Regions from separate parts of the Homo sapiens genome. Here region 2 is linked to region 1. Evidence: chromatin loops called from intact Hi-C (ENCODE). Cell type or tissue: sigmoid colon. All regions are shown on one strand. Each heading gives the region's core, and the rest is flanking DNA. Links, peaks and the distances in the headings are about the cores only.

Region 1 (9,135 bases), core at 764-8,763:
AAGGACTTCACGTCCTCCTGGCCAAAACCTCGCCAGGCATCTTCTCACTCCCATTTTCCTGGGGCTCTGGGCACAGCCTCCATCCTTGGGATTGGCTTCCCGGGCCAGTGCAGGTGTCGGAAGTGAAGCTTCAAGGGTCCAGGACCATCCCAGGGTGAGGTGAGGCTAGGTGCTGGGTTCTGCAAGACACAGGATATTCCAGTTGGTTCAGAGGGGCAGCCACCCCACCCTGCATCTGTTCAGTGGTGAAGAAAACTCAGAATGGGGCTTAGACTACAGGCTCTGCCATCAGGGGGTGTGGGTTCAAATCTGGAGCCACCACGTGCTCTCTAAGCTTGGGCAAAGCCCTTTGCTGGCCCCTCGGGGAACCATAATCACCCCCAATGCCATCTTCGTTCCGGGACTACATGTGTACACAAGCTGGGGTGTTTCGAGAGTGGCTTCCTAAATGCCTAAGCACAGGTGCTACAGAGAGGAGAGATGCTCTGCTCCAGTGCAAAGGGGCCGTTTTTCCACAAAGGTCAATTGAGGCTTGCCTTTTATTGCTATTCAAAATATAAGGTGTTTTAAGTACTATCGAAGGAAAAACCTTTATTAACATATATATCTGTGCTACTGAAAAGGAGACTACCAATGAGAGAATCAGCATGGCTTTCTAGGCACTAAGTGTTCATATCTTGACATACTTAAGAAACAGCAATACGGATGCCTGTTCATCTCTCAGCCTGCAATGTGTAGCGTGGCCCCACTGGGAAGCTTAGGTGAGCAGTACACAGCCCTTCAATCAAGAGTTGCTCACCAAGTTCAAATACCTCATTTTAAAAGTGGGCAAATCTGCCGGGCACAGTGGCTCACACCTGTAATCCTAGCTCTTTGGGAGGCCGAGGCGGGTGGATCACCTGAGGTCAGGAGTTTGAGACCAGTCTGGCCAATATGATGAAACCCCCCTTCTATTAAAAATACAAAAAAATCCGCCAGGTGTGGTGGCGGATGCCTGTAATCCCAGCTATTCAGGAGGCTGAGGCAGGAGAATCTCTTGAATCCAGGAGGTGGAGGCTGCAGTGAGCCGAGATCATGCCATTGCACTCCAACCTGGGCAACAAGAGCGAAACTCCGTCTCAAAAAAAAAAAAACTAAAAATAAAAATAAATTTTTTAAAAAGTGGGCAAATAAAGACCACATGTGGGCCGGTGTTGGTAGGTTAAATAGCTGAAAGTTCATAGAGTCAGGCAGAGAGTCCTGGTCTCCTGACTCCCGGCTGAATCCCTCTAGGCACCCCCCGGAGCCTCCCTGACAGGCAGGTGGTTGCTCTCCTGGCTCTCCTTCCTGCCCCACTGCCAGGGCAGCCACCATTACCTATGACAATGAGGGTGGCAGTGCTGACTGCCTGGCCCAGCGTGTTCTCAGCCACAGCCTTGTACTCCCCGCTGTCCTTCGGGGATACGCTGGGGATGGTGAGGGAGCACACGCCCAGCAGGTCAGTGCTGTACACCGCGGGGTTTCCTTCCAGGCTGCGGTCATTCTTGAACCAGGTGACGTGGGGCCGGGGCGAGCCCTGCACGGCACAGCTCATGCAGCACTCGCAGCCCTGGGGCAGCAGGTGGGACCGCAGGCCCACCAGGAACCGGGGCTTCTGGCTCAGGTCGGGCTCCCGGTAGCACGGAGCCTTCACTGTGAACCTGTCTGTGGTGAAAGCCGGGGTGAGAGAAGAGGGTGAGAAAGCGAGGAAGGCCTGGCTGAGACCCGGGTCTGGGTAAAGAGTTCATGAAGCTACCATGTAGGCCTTATCTGGGATTTCCTGCCACATCTTGCCTGCAAATTTGGACCCCAAGGCTTGCCTCATTCTATCCTTTTCCTAAAATTCTTTATGGATTTTTTTTTGTAGCTAATACACATTCACTGTGGACAATTAGAATACACAGAGAATCAAAGGAGAAAGAATAAAAACCAAATCATAATCTCACTACCTATAGATGACTATAGCTGACATTCTGGTGTAGAGCTTTCCTGAAATTTTTGTATTTTATGAAAATGAAACCTTGATTTGATTTTATAGCCTGCTTTTCTGTGACTGATCTTAAGGTCCACATCTACTTTGCGGTAAAATATACACTTTGTTTTCAGAGAAACATTAACCTCTATTTGCCTTATTGTCTGTGGCTGCTTTTGAAAATCCTCCCAAAGGCACCTCAGACACCAAAACACCCACACCAATCTCATTCTTCCCACGGAGGTCGGGGTGCAGAGGATGCCAGAACAGGTGGGTGTGAGGCAGGAGCGGGAGGAGCAGCAGCTCGGGGCTGCTGGCTGTTATTTGGCATGCTCCAGGCCATCCCTGCCACAGTCCCTATCCTGCGCGCTTGCCATGCTTGGGTGCATCCCACTGCATTGCAGAGCGCAACCCCCACCCTGCCTGCTCCTCCCTCTCAGGGGCTGCTTACCGCGCTGCCGGGGGATGCACCAGGGCTGGCTGGTGTCCGAGGGTTTGCTGGCCCCCAGCTCATTCTTGGCCACCACCCTGAAGTGGTATTCGTGGCCGGGGAGGATGCCCAGGAGGGTGAAGCGGTTGGTGTGGATGCGGTCGGCTGCCTCGTGCCAGGGACCGTGCGCTGAGGAGCGTGTGAACACCGCGTAGTGCAGCGGGACATCCTGGGCCTCGTCAGGAGAGGGTTCCCACTCGGCCGTCACCGTCCCAGGCACGTTCTCCTGCAGGTGGATGGGCCCAGGGGCCTGCGGGCATGCTTCAGGAGAGACGGCAGAGGGAGGTCACGTGGAGGGGACCCAGCAGGGCTGCTACCAGCCCCCTCCAGGTCCCAGGACTTCTGAGGGTCCTGGGGAACGCAGTCTTGCCACACAAGTAGCTGGACCCAGAGTAAGCTTGGCCAGCGGTCCACAGTTATCTCTAGAGGGTAGAAAATCTCCCCAAAAGAGTAATTTTAATTCACTTCAGTGTGTTTGTTTGTTTGTTTTTTGAGACGGAGTCTGGCTCTGTCACCCAGGCTGGAGTGCAGTGGCACGATCTCGGCTCACTGCAAGCTCCAACTCCCGGGTTCACGCCATTCTCCTGCCTCAGCCTCCCAAGTAGCTGGGACTACAGGCGGCCACCACCACGCTCGGCTAATTTTTTGTATTTTTCGCAGAGATGGGGTTTCACTGAATTCACTTCAGTTTTTAAGTAAAATGACACAGGACAAGGCATGCATTTTTGGACAGAGGCAGGGCTCTCATGAAGCTGCATTACAGAGCCCCCACTGTTAGTCTATTTGATCATTTCTGGATATCCAGAAGCTCCTCCAGGGCAGGGGCTGTGTGGAGCCACAGCTGGGGAGGAAAGCCTTTATCCTGTGCAACGGCTGCAGACAATTTTGTCCCCTGGGTCTTTGGAGTGATGTAACAGTGGTAACCGCCTCTGCTCACTGACTCAACGGGAAGGATAACTGAGGTCGGAGAGGAGACATGACATGACTGTCTCTAGGCTCCTGAGGCAGAAGGACAATGGAAGTCCCCAGGGGATCTTCTGGGGTCCTTTCTACTTTCTATCATCAAGCATGGAGGAAAGGTGGAGAATGGTCACTTTGCATACCCAGCCCTGGTAGAGTGGCTGAGACCTATGATCAGACCAGTGGACACCTCTTTGCCTTGGTGAGTGGCCGAGCCAGCGTCCAGAGCCCAGAGCAAGGCCTGCCTCACCTGCCACCCTGATACGGAAGCTGTGGGCAACCTCCTTCCCCTGCAGGGTCCTCAGCACCACAGTGTAGAGACCACTGTCTGAGAGTCCAGCCACAGGGATCAGAAGCTGGGTGAGGCCATCCTTAGTGACAGTCACACTTCTTTTGGGCAAGGGCAAGCCATCCTTCAGCCAGGTCACCTCAGGCATGGGCATGGCCTGAGAAAGGAGAGGAAGGAAAAGTTGAGAAGGGGAAGCTGGCAGTTTCATGGAGGTGATGGCATTTAAGCTAGGCCAAAGGTAGAAGCGGTGAGAAGAGTCTTCTACAAGGAGAAAGTCGACCAGAAAACACAACGTCGACAAGAAAACACAGGTGGGAAAGAGGGGTGGTGATAAAGTGTGAGGTTGGCAGGCGGGTATGGTAGGGGGGCGGTAGAACAAGAAAGGAAGTTGGACGAAGAGGTTCGGCAAAAATGCAAAGTGCCCTCCACGTCACACCTCTACAGACATCTGGACATTATCCTCTCAGCCAGGAGCCGCTGTTGTCAGATTCTGAGCAGGAAAGCATAATGAGTTCTGGATTCACATGGCAGGGGGTGGGATGGGAATGAGAAGGGATGTGTGGGGAGGGGAGTGTTAACCACCCTGGCAGCCAAGACCATGTAGGAGATAATTTGGCAATAGTCTAGGAGGAAGATTGCGGTGTCCTGGCCTTGAACTGTGGTGACCCTGAGCAGGGTGGGAAGGCCAGCCCAGCTGCTTGGTGACCATGCCGTCAACTCCCTACGGGGCCCTCAGTACAGGGCACGGTGGGCACCAGAGTCAAACGAAGATGCTGATAGTCACTAACTGACCTCACAGGATTGTTCTGAGAATTTAAGGCGTTAATAATAAATACACGGAAAGCAGAGAGAACAAGGCCTAGGACATGGTAACTACTCAATGTGCATTAAATATTTTTGCCATCATTATCATTGTCATTATTGTGGTTAAGAACAAGTCATTTAGAGTAAGATAGACTGGTTTGAATTCCTACACAGATGATGATGATTTTAAACAATAATAATATTAAAACATATTGGGTGCTGTCATATGCCAGGCCCTACATATACACTTTCAATATATTAATTCCTTGAACCCTCAGACCTTTGAGGTAGGTTACTATTATTATCCCCTTTTGACAGATGAGGAAGGTGAAACACAGAGATGTTAAGATATTTGTTCTGGCTGGGCACAGTGGCTCACACTTGTAATCCCAGCACTTTGGGAGGCCGAGGTGGGCAGACTACGTGAGGTCAGGAGTTTGAGAGGCCAGCCTGGCCAACACGGCGAAACCCCATCTCTACTAAAAATACAAAAATTAGCCGGGCGTGATGGCATGCGCCTGTAATCCCAGCTACTTGGGAGGCTAAAGCAGGAGAATCGCTAGAACCCGGGAGGTGGAGGTTGCAGTAAGCCGAGATCGTGCCACTGCACTCCAGCCTGGGTGACAGAGTGAGACTCCATCTCAAAATAAATAAATAAATAAATAAATAAATAAATAAATAATATTTGTCCAAAGTCAAACGGCTGTGAGTGATGACATCAAAATTTGAACCCAGGCAGTTTGTACTTTTAGCCACCACCCTACTGTTGTAAAGTCAGGTGGTGTTGGTGTTGGTTAAGGATCACCCTGAGTCAAATATAGGTCATGTGCTTGCACAAAAATACATTGTGAAGTCAAAGGGGATCATCTGCACGACCGGCTCCCTGAATTCCCAGACTAGGAGAGGTGGAGAACCGAAGAGCCTTAGTTTGGAGGTGCAGTAGCTGAAGCTACCACTAGAGGGATTTGCAGGCCTGGAGCAGAATGGCCACCCAGCCGCCAAGTGAGGGCAGTACCTTCAAGGAGGACCTGAATCCTTCCTGCCTCATGTCTCTCACCTGATTTCCACAAGCCCAGTCAGTGATTTCCACAAGCACTGACTAGGGGCCAAAAAGGAACAGGGAAGAAAAGAGAGCCACAGGGCTGAGTCTGGCCCCCTTGGCCTCTCTGGGCTTCCCTCCCCACACCCCTGCAGGTACACTCACTTCAAAGGAGACGGGCACACGAACTGTGTCCCCGACCTTGACTGTCAGCAAGTCCTTGGTGCTGGAGTCCACGAGGAACTTGGGACAGACTGAAACGCACAAGAGGACTGGTTACCTCCCTCCTCCCTCACAGTTGGACCCCAGCCCCAGGTCCCCAGCAAGGTAGGGCTGGAGGGGAAGACTGGGCCAGTCGGATTGATGCTGAGATCCCAACATACTGGGGCCTCTAAAGGACTGGAGTACAGCTGGGAGCAGAATCTTCAGGGGAGACCCCAGGGGCTGATGGGGAGATGCTAGCGGGGGAGGGACAGGAGCTGAGAAAGGAACCCTGCAGGGAGAGGGGTGGACTAGGCTGGAACAGAGGAAGATGCAGACATGTGGCAGAGCGCTTATGTTTTGCAGATGAGATAAACACCAATCTAAGACAGGAAATGACTTGCCTGAGGTCACACCTTGTTCGGGAGAGAGCCAGGACAAGATTCTGGGACTTTGGACTCCGTGTGCTGTGTTTGTGACTCCCTACTGCCATAGTGATGACTAGGGTCAGCTGGGGTGGCCCAGTGTCAGCTTGGGTCAAAGGCAGATCAGGTGCTTGTGGTGGTTAAAGCCCAAAGGGAAAGACAATCCTCTTTTCAATAATAACGGGGAGCTGGGCATGTCCCATTCTGAACGTGAACCATGGGAGCTGAGCGGCCCTTAGGCCTTCGAAGGCCATGCCCGGGAAGCAGCCACTCTCTCTCCTACAGAACATCAACTTTGGAGTCTCCAGGTTTAAATCCTGGCTGTACCACATACCATTAGTGACAACTAGGGCAAAGTACCTTGAACCTCAGTTTCCTTCTCTGTAACTTCGGAATAAAAACATTAATATTGTAGTATAGTTATGAGTCGTAATGAGAAAACATTTCTAAGAAGGGACTGCCTAGCCCAGTACCTAGCACCTAGTAGGTGCTCAATAAATGTTACTTCCTGAAACTGAGGGTGGGGATCCTGGCTTAGTAAGTGCATTGCGGCTACTCAGGGGCCCCCTCTTAGGAGAGGCCTGCAGGGCTCAGGGGTCGGGGAAGGAGGCAGCACTCACCAGTAACAGGCATGGCTTGCACTAATGTGTCCAGGGCACTGGGCTGGCTCTGGCCTCCTTCATTAACTGCTGTCACCCGCACGAAGTAGCCCTCTCCAGGCCGAAGCCCCTTGGCCGTGTAGGTGGTGACTGGCACGGTGCCCACATGGCACGGGAGCCACTGGAGACTGTCTGAGCTGCACAGCTCCACCACATACCCCTGGGCTTCATCCCCTTCCTGGGTGTCTGGCCCAGCCCAGCTCAGAGTGATGCTGGTGTTCGATCTGTCTGTGACTTGGAGATTCCTCACCAGCCCAGGGGGTCCTGCCAGGCACCATGGGAGAGTCAGGAATGGCATCTCCTGAGGGAGGCCACTCAGTGTGGATATTGATTAGCCTTCCTTGTGGGAGACTGGGAATTGTTTTCACTTAGCAATTCTGCCTTTAGATTCTTCCTGAAGCACCTACCTTGTTCCAAATTCTTACTGTAACCAGCACTTTGTCTCCGTTATGCACACAGATCCCAGGCCACCTCCACCAGGAAGCCTCCCTCAACTCATTCCCCTCATTCATTCACCAACCTGCCAAATGCCTTCTCCTAACTATCCTTCTGTAATTCCTGAAAACTGATATTTTAGTTGATGACCTCTTGGGTTCCATTATCCCGTATGACTAGACTTCCATGTGTTTTTATTCTGGACTCTAAGCTCTTAGAGTCACGACTCTGCCTTCTGGGTACTCAGTGCAGGCTTCTTGTTCTCCACTTATTACATGAGAACAATAATAATAGCCCCACCTACCCACAGAGGTTTTAGAACAAGCAAAAAGCACAATGAGTGTGAAAGGGCTCTGGCCCTCAAGTCTGGCTGCACGTTGGAATCACCTGGTGAGCTTAAAAATACTGGCACCTAGATGCCACCCCAGAGATTCTGATTTAATTAGTCTGGGGTGCAGTCTAGGCATCAACATTTTTAAGAGTTTTCCAGGTGTTTCTACATATGCAATGAAGTTTGAAAACCACTGGGCTAGGGCAGTACTTCTCAAACTTTAATTAGTATAGAAGTTACCTGGGGATTTTTGTAAAAAATATAGACCCTGATTCAGTAGGTCTGGGGTGAGGCCTGAGATTCAGCATTTCTCATAAGTTCTAATAAGATGATGTTTCTGGGCCATGGGCCTTGCTTAGCAGCAAGAATCCAGAAAATGTAGTGATTGCTGTGGCTACTGTTAGACACTGCTTATCCTATCTATTGTCTCTACTTCCCACCACTGATAAAAGAGATTAACAGGCTGTGGGCCCATGGCTCATGCCTGTAATCCCAGCACTTTAGGAGGCCGAGGCAGGAGGATAGCTTGAAAGCAGGAGTTCAAGACCAGCCTGGGCAATATAGTGAGACCCTGTCTCTACAAAAAGATAAATTAGCAGGGTGTGGTGGCACATGCTCATAGTTCCAGCTGCTTAAGAGGCTGAGGCAGGAGGATTGCTTGAGGCCAGGAGTTCAAGGCTGCAGTGAGCCGAGATTGCATCACTGCATTCCAGCCTGGGTAAAAGAGTGGACCCTGTTAGAGAGAGAGAGAGAGAGAGAAAGAAAGGGATAGAAAGAAGAGAGGGAGGGAGGAAGGGGGAGAGAGAGAAAGAAAGAAGAGAGGGAGGGAGGAAGGGGGAGAGAGAAAGAAAGAAAGAAAAAGAGAAAGAAAGGAAAAAAAAGAACAGAAAGAGAAAGAAAGAAGACAGGGAGGGAGGAAGGGGGAGAGAGAGAGAGAAAGAAAGAATGACAGACAGACAGAAAAAAGAAAGAAAGAGAGAAGGAGAGAGAGAAAGAAGGAAGGAGAGAGAGAAAGAAAAGAAAAGAACAGAGAAGAAAAGAAAAGATAGGACAGGCTTGGTCCATTTGCAAGGAGTAAGTTGCATGGGCCGGCTTTCCTCCCCCATCCCTCCATTCCATGTCCTGCCCTTCCTAGGACTAAAACTCAGATACCACTTGAACAATGAAATGTACAGAATGTTTCGGTCTTGTTGGGTTCATTCAAACAGCCTGAACACCTGCAGTGGGCTGGGCCCTGTGGGGCACAGAGATGCTCTCCAGGTGTTGACCACCTGGCCCATCCGTCAAGTGCCAGAAATGTGCTGCTCCCTAGAGGACTTGGCGTAGGCAAACTGATTAGGGGATGAGAAATACAGAGCAGCATTTTCTAAGCTGTACGCCTTGGAGTGACGCTTTTAATAGGTATTTTGTGAAAAAGCTAGATTTGGATCAAGGTTAGACAGGTTTTTTTCCCCTGCAGGACTTGGAAACATCAAAAGCTCACATCATACACATCTTTAATCACAGACATTT
Region 2 (9,135 bases), core at 1,136-9,135, 87 kb after region 1:
GGTTATTAATGTAGAGTAATAGCAGCTCTGATAGGGGAGGAGCATCGCTAATAAACACTCAGCGATTAGGGGTAATGTGGTAATTGCAGTCCTGGCTGGGGTAGTAATTGAGAGATGCAGCCCAATGATTTCCGTGGAATGCATGGCTCTGGGGCATGGCCTTGTTATGTCTCCTGCCATCCTAGCCAGGGAGCCAGAGGGAGGGCAGCTTGGGGAGAGCAGCTTGCCGTCCCTGGGTATGAACCCAGGTCTCTCTTACCCCCAGGAGACCTGGAGTGCTCCTCATTTGAAGCCTGTTTGTATGAGGGGGCCTTGGGAGGAAGAAGGGCTAGATTTGGTAACTGTGGCAGGACTGCCTGGGAGGACAGTAGGCTGTGATAGGCTGCAGCACATAGAAGCTGGCGAGCCATGCTCCCTCCTGTAGGGGAAGTTGCGGCCCTGGGATGGACAGGATGACACGCCCTCACCTCTCACCTGAGGTTCTAAAAGCTCATAAAAAGTTGTGTTTAATCTCTTTGATACCCTGACCTAGGGTGCAGCCAACTCTCGCTGGTTGTGGCCTGGGGCAGGTAGATCTCATTGGGTGCCCTTGGCTGGGTAAGGAAGTGCCCCCAGTCCCGTTCTTTGGCATCATCTCTCTATCCCCTCACCTCCTGTGATTCTGTGTGGTCTCCAGGTCACAGATGTCTGTGGTTCAGCAACTCTGCTTTTCTCAGTGTATTCAGAAAACCTGCAGGTGGCACAGTGTTGAGATTTGCACAGACCTTATGTCTGCCCTCGGGGGTTTAAGCCCCAAGACGGCCAAAAGCAGGTAAAGCAGCAGGAAACGTAAAGGCTGGCAGTAAGATCTGGCTTCGTAAGACGGGTGGTCAGCTGAAAAGTCAGGTGCCTTGGGAGGCCCCTCTTTACTAGACAAGGGGTCGGAAAGTTACCCTTCTCGTTGTGTTAGTCTGGGAAGGAAGGCTTCCTGGCAGAGGGGGATTTTCAGTGCCCACTCAGGGTGGTTGGGAGAGTGACCGCTGAACTGCAGGGAGGATGAACAGGGCATTGGGGCTGGACAGAACCCAAGGAGCTTGTCTTTACAGAGACTGGGGGCCCTAGTCCTGGACGACGAGGGATAATCTACTGCCCCTCTCAGTGCACAGAGGAAAGGGATGTGGGGAAACATGGGGCTGGGGGGCAGGCATTCAGCTGAGCGGCAGCAGCACCTAGGCTGTAGCCATGTCTCTGGGTTTCACCCCAAGAGGAACAAAGTCAGGACATGGCCTCTTGGGTTCCTTGAAAGTTCGCCTAGGCCTGTACAACTCGATGACTTTAGAAGGAAAATTCTGTCTAGGCTCCAGGAGCTTTCAGGCCCTACGCCCCAGAAGTCTGGGACCCAGTTAGGGGTGAGATCTGGAGGTCAGGGCATTTTTTCAGGGTTAGGGACCCCTTGGTTCCTTCTCCCCAATTCCTGTGACCAGGAGCTCTCCTGCCCAGGGGGTAAAGAACTGGAAGAGGAAGAGGAGGCCTCCCCCTCAGCCTCAGCCCCGTTCATGGAGGGAGATGAAAGCTTGTCATGTTCCCTTTGAAAGCGCTGGCAGAGCCTCAGTAGGCCCTGATTGCTGGGCGCTGCCTCCCCTGGGATTCCAGCAGCATTAGGCATAATCCCTGGGCTCAGACGTCCTTTGAAAGGAGGAAGCAAGCATGTTTGCTGGGGCAGAAACGGCAAACAGAGCTGTTTTAGATGTGCAGGTTGGGCCCTCTTTGAAGAGAGACACATGGTTTCTCTGAGGCTGGGGATGTCGCTGCTCACAGCATGGGCCCAAGCTCTGGAGAGGTCTTCAAAGTGCTCACCCTGCTGGGGCAGTGGGTAGAGTTCTGGGCCCCCTTTGGGAGAGAGTATACAGGGAAATCAAGGAAAGGTGATGATGATGATGGGAACTGGAACATGCAGGCACCGGGGAGAAGACTCGGGCCACTGAGGAGCAGTCTCCCCTCCTGTCTGCACATGGGTGGCAGCTGTGTTCTGAGGACCCCAGCCCTGGGAAGCTGACAGTGAAACACGGAACAGACACACTGATGAGGGCAATCCAGTCGGCCTCCTCCCCTGAGGGCAGAATAGAAAGATGTGCGGTTCAACAGACGCTTCTAGAGCCTCCAGTGGGGCAGCACAGCATTGTGGTTAATCACAGTCCTGGGAGGGGCCGAGCCCTGCCATTTACTATCCTTGGTGCTAACCTCCTGGTTTAGTTTTCTAAGTCTGGAATACACATAATCATGTTTACCTCAGCATAACTGTTGCGATCGTGTGTATGGAAGCTTTACAAGTGTTTGCTCGTCCTTAAGAATGCGCTATTTCAATCAGGTGTTAATACTTAAGTAGCATCATGATTGCTGGAGGGAAGCCTGAGGGGCAGCGTGCACAAGGGCCTGAGTGAGGATCACCGCAGGTAGACAGAGGATGCATGGACCAGTGTGGCCAGAGGCTGGGCTGGGGGGTAAGGGGGGAGGTGAGGCTGGGAGTGCCCTTGAATGTCAGGCCCAGCAGGGTTTTATTTGTGAGCAGGTGGGTCCCAGCTGGGGTTTTTGGGCAGGGAAACAGCATGAGTTGGTGTGTCATAGGAAGGTGGCCCTAGCCGCAGCGTGCAGGGGTCAGGGAGAGCCTCGCAGCAGAGGTGCAGTGGGACTCAGCAACAGCAGCAAGGACTTGGGTCAAACATGGAAAACTCAGAGAGGCTGTATAGTCCTCTTGCTGAAGGGCTTTGCACTAGGACCATGCTTTGCTGAGTGGCTGGTAAGTGATGAGACCACCTGGTCATGCTCCTGTGCCTGGGATTGGGGAGGAGGGAGGAGGAGCAGCCAGAGAGAGGAGAGCCGCCTGAGGTGGGGTTCTCACTCTCCCTGTCTCCTTGTCATCAGGCTTTGGCCAAGTCCAGTGCCAGCTCAGAACCAGTGCTTCTGGGCAGACTGAAGAGGGTTTCATCTGGGACGGCCTGAAGGGCTCAGGGCTAGTTTGATCAGCTGGGGCTTATCCACACAGTTACTTGGGTCCTTCCAGTGTGGAGAAGAGGGCCTCGCTTGATGTCCTGAGCATTGGTTCCTTTAGAAGTGCTCTGTTCTTGCTCTAGCTGTGGGGAAATATACCAGCCTGTCTCTTTGGTTGTCCATGCTGGCTCCCTCTTAGGAGAAACCAGCCAAAGAAGGATCCAGCTGGGTCCTAGGATAAGAGATATACGTACATGGGTTCAAATTCCGACTTGGCCACTAAACAGCCATGCAGCCTTGGGCAGCAAGATGATTCATCTTTCAGAGCCTCAGTTTCTGCAGCTACAATAGGGGATGGTTTTACCCATTTGCCAGTGTTGTAAGCCTGGGAATAATCTGTGTAAAGTGCCTAGCAGAGCGCCTGGCACATAGTGGCACTTGTCATAGTCACACTGGTCTGGTCCCCCTGGGGACCTCCTGGGAATCCATCCATGTCCAAGCTCTTTTTCTGATTGGGAGGGGCTCCACCCGCCTCCCCTCCTAACTGCCCTTCTGCTCCCGAGTTAACCGGAGGCCCAGCCTCAGAGGGAGAGGGGAGGAACTGGTGGCATTTCTCCCACTTCCACCCACCATACTTGCTGCAGAGCAAGCAAGGATGAGGCCCCACTCTGGGCTGTCTCTGAAACAGATGTGGAGTCTTTAATACCTTTTAATCAGACTATTAGCGATGGAAACTCAGCCTCTCAGTGGCAGCTTTCCCCCACTTAGGAGCTGTTTGTTAAGACTTTACATGAAGGGAAAACAAATGATACTGTGGTAATGTGGTGAATTTCAGCATGTTCCCTTAATGCTGTGCTCTGGGCTCTCCCTGGCTTCCCCTTCTCAAGACGCTCCCCTGAGATACAGAGCAGTGGAAGGAGGGCAGGGCTAAAGCTGCCCCACCCTTCCAAGCGTAGCACCCCACCCCACACACACACTGGAGCCCTGTCATGAGAAAGATGGTCCCAGAAAGGATGAGATTGGGAATGGAAAGAAGAAGAGAAGGCAATCCAGCCCCCAGAGCCAAGTCCCGGTGGGCCAATAGCTTCCCAGATGGGTCTTTAGTGCCCACCTCATGTAGACGGCCACACTGAGGCAGGACTGGGTGGAGGCTTGGTCTTAGCACTGTGGCCAGCTCAGTCAGCACAGTGAACAGGGAAGGCATGGAACTGGAAGGAGGGGCAGCAGCCATGGCAGTTTTCACAGGCTTTCTCCTGGCAGCCAGCCGCCAGCCTTACTGCCTAGTGGCTTCCAGAGCTAGGCTCTGATATTAGTCATCGCTCCTAGGGAAGAAAGAAACCAAACATTTCTTGAGCCCTAGCTCTGTGACAGCCAGGATAGTAAGTGCTTTATATGTGTGTTATTTAACTTTGCCATACCCATCTACTAATCTTAAACCAGTGTATTTCAAGCAAGCCATTAGGTCATGAAATGAATTCTGTGAGTCATGACCAGGATTTTTAAAAAAATGGAATGGAACAGAGCAAAGAATATCAGAATGCATTACACTAAGTATTGTTTTATGAAACTTCTTTTCACTCTGTGTGTGTGTGTGTGTGTGTGTGTGTGTGTGTGTGTGTGTGTGTTAGATAATTTGGTAACTATAATTCCTAATGACCGTATAGCAGAAAAAAGTCTCAATGACTACATTTACTACATTAAATTGAAGCTTGGAGAAATAAAGTAACTTGTTCAGGGACACATAGCCTCATAAGTGACTGAGGCCATGTCTCCTTCCCAGCCCCCGCTGTGGATCTGTAGTTCCACCTGGGACGCGAGCCTAGGGGAGGCTGAGGCTGGAAGGGGCAGGTGATCCCCAGCCCAGGAACAGAACCCAGGGGTCCTAATTCCAAGCTCAGTATGCCCCCTGCCTGACATGGCCACACGTGCCTTTCAGGCGTTGCCTGAGCCTCACCTAGCCTGGCACAGGAAGCCTTCCTCAGGACCTGGGCGGGAGGCTCCCAGAAGGCAGTGTCCATCTCTAACGCAGCTTAGAGAGGAGCACTCACAAGATGAAGTCCTCAGAGCTCTGAGAGGATGATGATGAACCCTCTCCCAGCCTCCTCACTGCCAGCTTGTTCTCTGTCCACCCTACCCTCACCTCACCACCCCCCTTCGCCCCAGCGTAGCAGCTGCATGGTGACAGAAGCCGTGCCAGCTTGGGGCATTAGAAGCAAAGTTGCATTTACTGGGCGGCTCTGGGCTTAGAGAAGTGCACTAATCCCTTAAGAGATGTGTGGCAGGAGATGAGAGGCAGGGAAAGCTAGGGAGGAAATCCCCACGGGGGTGTGGGCCTGGCCCTCAGCTCTAATTCTCTCCAAAGATCAGGTTCAGGTCCTGCAGGAAATGCAGAGGCTCCGGAGCTTCAGAGGCAGAGAAGTGGTAATTAGGGGAGGATGCTTTTGACGGCAGCAACAGTTCTGAAAGCAAAGGGGAAGGGGATCAGCAGAGTCAGATAGGGAGGAAGCTGAGCTGTCCTCAGCTATCAAAGGAGGGAATGGGCCAGAGAGGGCTCTGCAAAGGGAATGCTGGGGCGGCTCTGAATTTCCATCCCTGTCAGACTCCCTGAGTGATGTCACATCCCTCTTTCCCAGGGAAACTAAGATCCCATGGATCTGGATCTATGCAGACTCCTCAGTAGGCCCCCTCCCATCTGGAGCAGATGTGTTGCCATCTCAGGGTAGCCAGACCCTAGCCCCTGGGCCTTCTTCCTGTCCCCTGGGCAATGGCGTGGAGGGCAGGGGAGTTCTCTAGCCTAGTACTAGCCCTGGGGGCACCTCGGTGCATTGCTGAAACAACAGATGTCATCAAGTCCTCTGCCTAAGTGAGGTCTTGAAGCCTATACTTAGCATCCTTCTTGAGAGTTAGAAATAGTGGAATGGGGCATGGTGAGGGGTGGGTTCAGGCTGGGAACCTCCCTTGAGCTAGCTGTGTGGCAGTAACTGGAGCCCCAGCAGAACCTACTCTTCCTGGAGTGCTTCCTTTCCCAGGCCCCAGGGAGGGGCAGGGGCCCCATCCTGCAGATGCTACAGACACTAAGGCTTCCAGCAGACCTGGCACACTGTGTTCAGCTCTGCAGATGACAAGGCAAGGTCCTCAGCCTGCAGCACTTGGGGAGGCCCAGCCTCCCAGTCTGGGGAAGGTAAGGCTTTGGGGTTCGTTCTTTCCATGTCAGACTTTCAGGATCCAAGACCCTTCTGGCTTACCGTGCCAGATCTTCTCTTTTTTTCTTCCCACTACAGGATGCTCGCTCTATGGCAGCAGCTGCTGCATCCCTCGGGGGACCCCGAGCAAACACAGTCCTGGAGCGTGTGGAAGGTGCCCAGCAGCGGTGGAAGCTGCAGGTGCAGGAGCAGCGGAAGACAGTCTTCGATCGGCACAAGATGCTCAGCTAGATGGGCTGGTGTGGTTGGGTCAAGGCCCCAACACCATGGCTGCCAGCTTCCAGGCTGGACAAAGCAGGGGGCTACTTCTCCCTTCCCTCGGTTCCAGTCTTCCCTTTAAAAGCCTGTGGCATTTTTCCTCCTTCTCCCTAACTTTAGAAATGTTGTACTTGGCTATTTTGATTAGGGAAGAGGGATGTGGTCTCTGATCTCTGTTGTCTTCTTGGGTCTTTGGGGTTGAAGGGAGGGGGAAGGCAGGCCAGAAGGGAATGGAGACATTCGAGGCGGCCTCAGGAGTGGATGCGATCTGTCTCTCCTGGCTCCACTCTTGCCGCCTTCCAGCTCTGAGTCTTGGGAATGTTGTTACCCTTGGAAGATAAAGCTGGGTCTTCAGGAACTCAGTGTCTGGGAGGAAAGCATGGCCCAGCATTCAGCATGTGTTCCTTTCTGCAGTGGTTCTTATCACCACCTCCCTCCCAGCCCCAGCGCCTCAGCCCCAGCCCCAGCTCCAGCCCTGAGGACAGCTCTGATGGGAGAGCTGGGCCCCCTGAGCCCACTGGGTCTTCAGGGTGCACTGGAAGCTGGTGTTCGCTGTCCCCTGTGCACTTCTCGCACTGGGGCATGGAGTGCCCATGCATACTCTGCTGCCGGTCCCCTCACCTGCACTTGAGGGGTCTGGGCAGTCCCTCCTCTCCCCAGTGTCCACAGTCACTGAGCCAGACGGTCGGTTGGAACATGAGACTCGAGGCTGAGCGTGGATCTGAACACCACAGCCCCTGTACTTGGGTTGCCTCTTGTCCCTGAACTTCGTTGTACCAGTGCATGGAGAGAAAATTTTGTCCTCTTGTCTTAGAGTTGTGTGTAAATCAAGGAAGCCATCATTAAATTGTTTTATTTCTCTCACTTTCTGGTTTTTAAGAGATTTAGGGAACTAGGAATTTTTCACAAGTGACCTGGTAAATGTAGTATCCCAGAGGGGACAGAGAGCATTGCGTTTTGCTAGGTCCAGACAGGCAGAGCCTTGGGAAGTCCAGGCGGCCGTGGCAGAGCCAGCCACAGTGCAATCAGGCCAAGGCCACGGCTTGCTGGAAGTCCTCCTCACCTGATTAGGAAAGAGGTGGGTAGGCTGGGGCAAGGAGCACAGGGTGAACTGGCCCTTGGGAGTTATCCTGAGATTTTACTTCATGTTTATGGGCAGTTCCTCTGAAACTGAACAGTGCGTGATTCATCCTAATATCCTACAGACACAGTAAATAGCGCTCCCTGCAAAACCTGTAAGTATCCCCAAATGAAAACCAACAGGTATTTGGAGAGGGGTGGGTGGGGGCAGCTAGAAAACGAGCTGCCCCATACAGAAGGAAATGCCAGCAGCTTCAACAGGGACATCCAGGGGAGCCCGGCACTGCGTCAGCTCCAGTATGGATGTGCGGTGCAGGGCATGTCCAAGACCCAGGCAGAGGCAAGGCATCTAGAGGGACTGAGCTGATCTGGTGTCATCAGGGTTGTCCAAATAAACATGGATTAAGAACCTTTGTGGGCTGGGCGCGGTGGCTCACGCCTGTAATCCCAGCACATTGGGAGGCCGAGGCGGGCGGATCATGAGGTCAGGAGATCAAGACCATCCTGGCTAACACGGTGAAACCCCATCTCTACTAAAAAAAATACAAAAAATTTGCTGGGCATGGTGGCGAGCACCTGTAGTCCCAGCTACTCGGGAGGCTGAGGCAGGAGAATGGCATGAACCCGGCAGGCGGAGCTTGCAGTGAGCTGAGATCGCGCCACTGCACTCCAGCCTGGGGAACAAAGCAAGACTCCGTCTCAAAACAAAACAAAACAAACAAAAAAAAACCTTTGTGTGGGCCCCCATGCTGGGTTCTTGGAGAGGTGTGGGAGGCAAGAGAACGACGTGAGATGGGGGGTCAGTTTGCAACAGTTTGCCAAAGTTCCAAGACAGAAGCGTAAAGGGGATGGGACTGGGGTGACCTGCAGATGGGGCTCCCAGGAGGAGCAGAGACTCTGGTTGGCATTGGAAACAAGGGACACAGCTGAGAGGGGACCAAGTGGATTGTGGGGTCCTGAGCAAGTGCACTTAGGAAGTTTGTGGTAGGGCTAGCAAGCGATAGATGTGCCCCCAAATGCAAGGCTGGGACAGAGGAGTTGGTGCTGACAACATTTCTACTGGGTCATTTACTAGACAGCTGCTCAGTGCCTACCAGGGTCAAGTACTGCTGTGGAAGCTACAGTGGGCTATTTTATTCTTTCAGGATGGGGATGCTCTTATTTCAAGAGGCATACAAAAGCAGCACTTTCCAAAGGTGGGCAGGTGGGTGTATTAACTTAGCAAGAATAACCAGGCCAGAAATTGGTGCCTAACATTGCCAGGTCTCCCCTGTAAAACCACATGCCCTGGGGGAAACATTGAGTGCTATATTTCTCTGAGGCTTGGGTAAGTCCTGCAGATGATCCAAACTGGCTTTGGTGGTTTTTGGGACAACTGTTGTTAACTATAAATAAGCCGAACTATAAGTCCAGTATATGAACATTTATAAAAGATTAGGAGTGACTGTTCACTTTACTAAGGATTCAACTAGTAACCAAACGTCTCATTGTGTCTCAACTTCACACACACAAAACCCGATTTTCAGACGATGGCAGAGTACACTTCATCTTTCTGTGAATATGAAGGGGCGGAGATCCCCAGCAAAGGGGTGAGCACACTGCTTGGCTGGTATTTGGAACAGAGATG

Evidence for each region. Hi-C counts contacts between places; a loop is a spot of excess contacts. Peaks named below come from ENCODE experiments on the same cell type or tissue, not always from the same donor. Only the 100,000 strongest peaks of a DNase experiment are listed, where the experiment ranks them.
Region 2: it touches region 1 in a loop (2.3-fold over the local background); 25 of 110 quality-filtered maps call a loop at or near these places.

The regions. Positions count from the first base shown.
Region 1 is chr1:201,219,430-201,228,564 of GRCh38, reverse strand. It overlaps IGFN1 (immunoglobulin like and fibronectin type III domain containing 1), which reads right to left. Exons shown (of 24, transcript NM_001164586.2): 19 at 6,819-7,121; 20 at 5,738-5,826; 21 at 3,691-3,886; 22 at 2,442-2,741; 23 at 1,357-1,683; 24 at 1-179. The coding sequence ends at 166. Among named protein-coding and RNA genes, the nearest start is that of IGFN1, 33 kb to the right of the region's middle. RefSeq lists an enhancer at 2,017-3,009 and a silencer at 5,481-5,590. In sigmoid colon, for the core only: a CTCF peak has its summit at 5,489 (motif pointing right); a DNase peak (open chromatin) is centred at 5,504.
Region 2 is chr1:201,132,929-201,142,063 of GRCh38, reverse strand. It overlaps TMEM9 (transmembrane protein 9), which reads left to right. Exons shown (of 5, transcript NM_001288565.2): 5 at 6,249-7,292. The coding sequence ends at 6,401. Among named protein-coding and RNA genes, the nearest start is that of ASCL5, 10 kb to the right of the region's middle. RefSeq lists a silencer at 7,311-7,517. In sigmoid colon, for the core only: no CTCF peak of the experiment used is centred there; a DNase peak (open chromatin) is centred at 4,213; H3K27ac peaks cover 314 bases.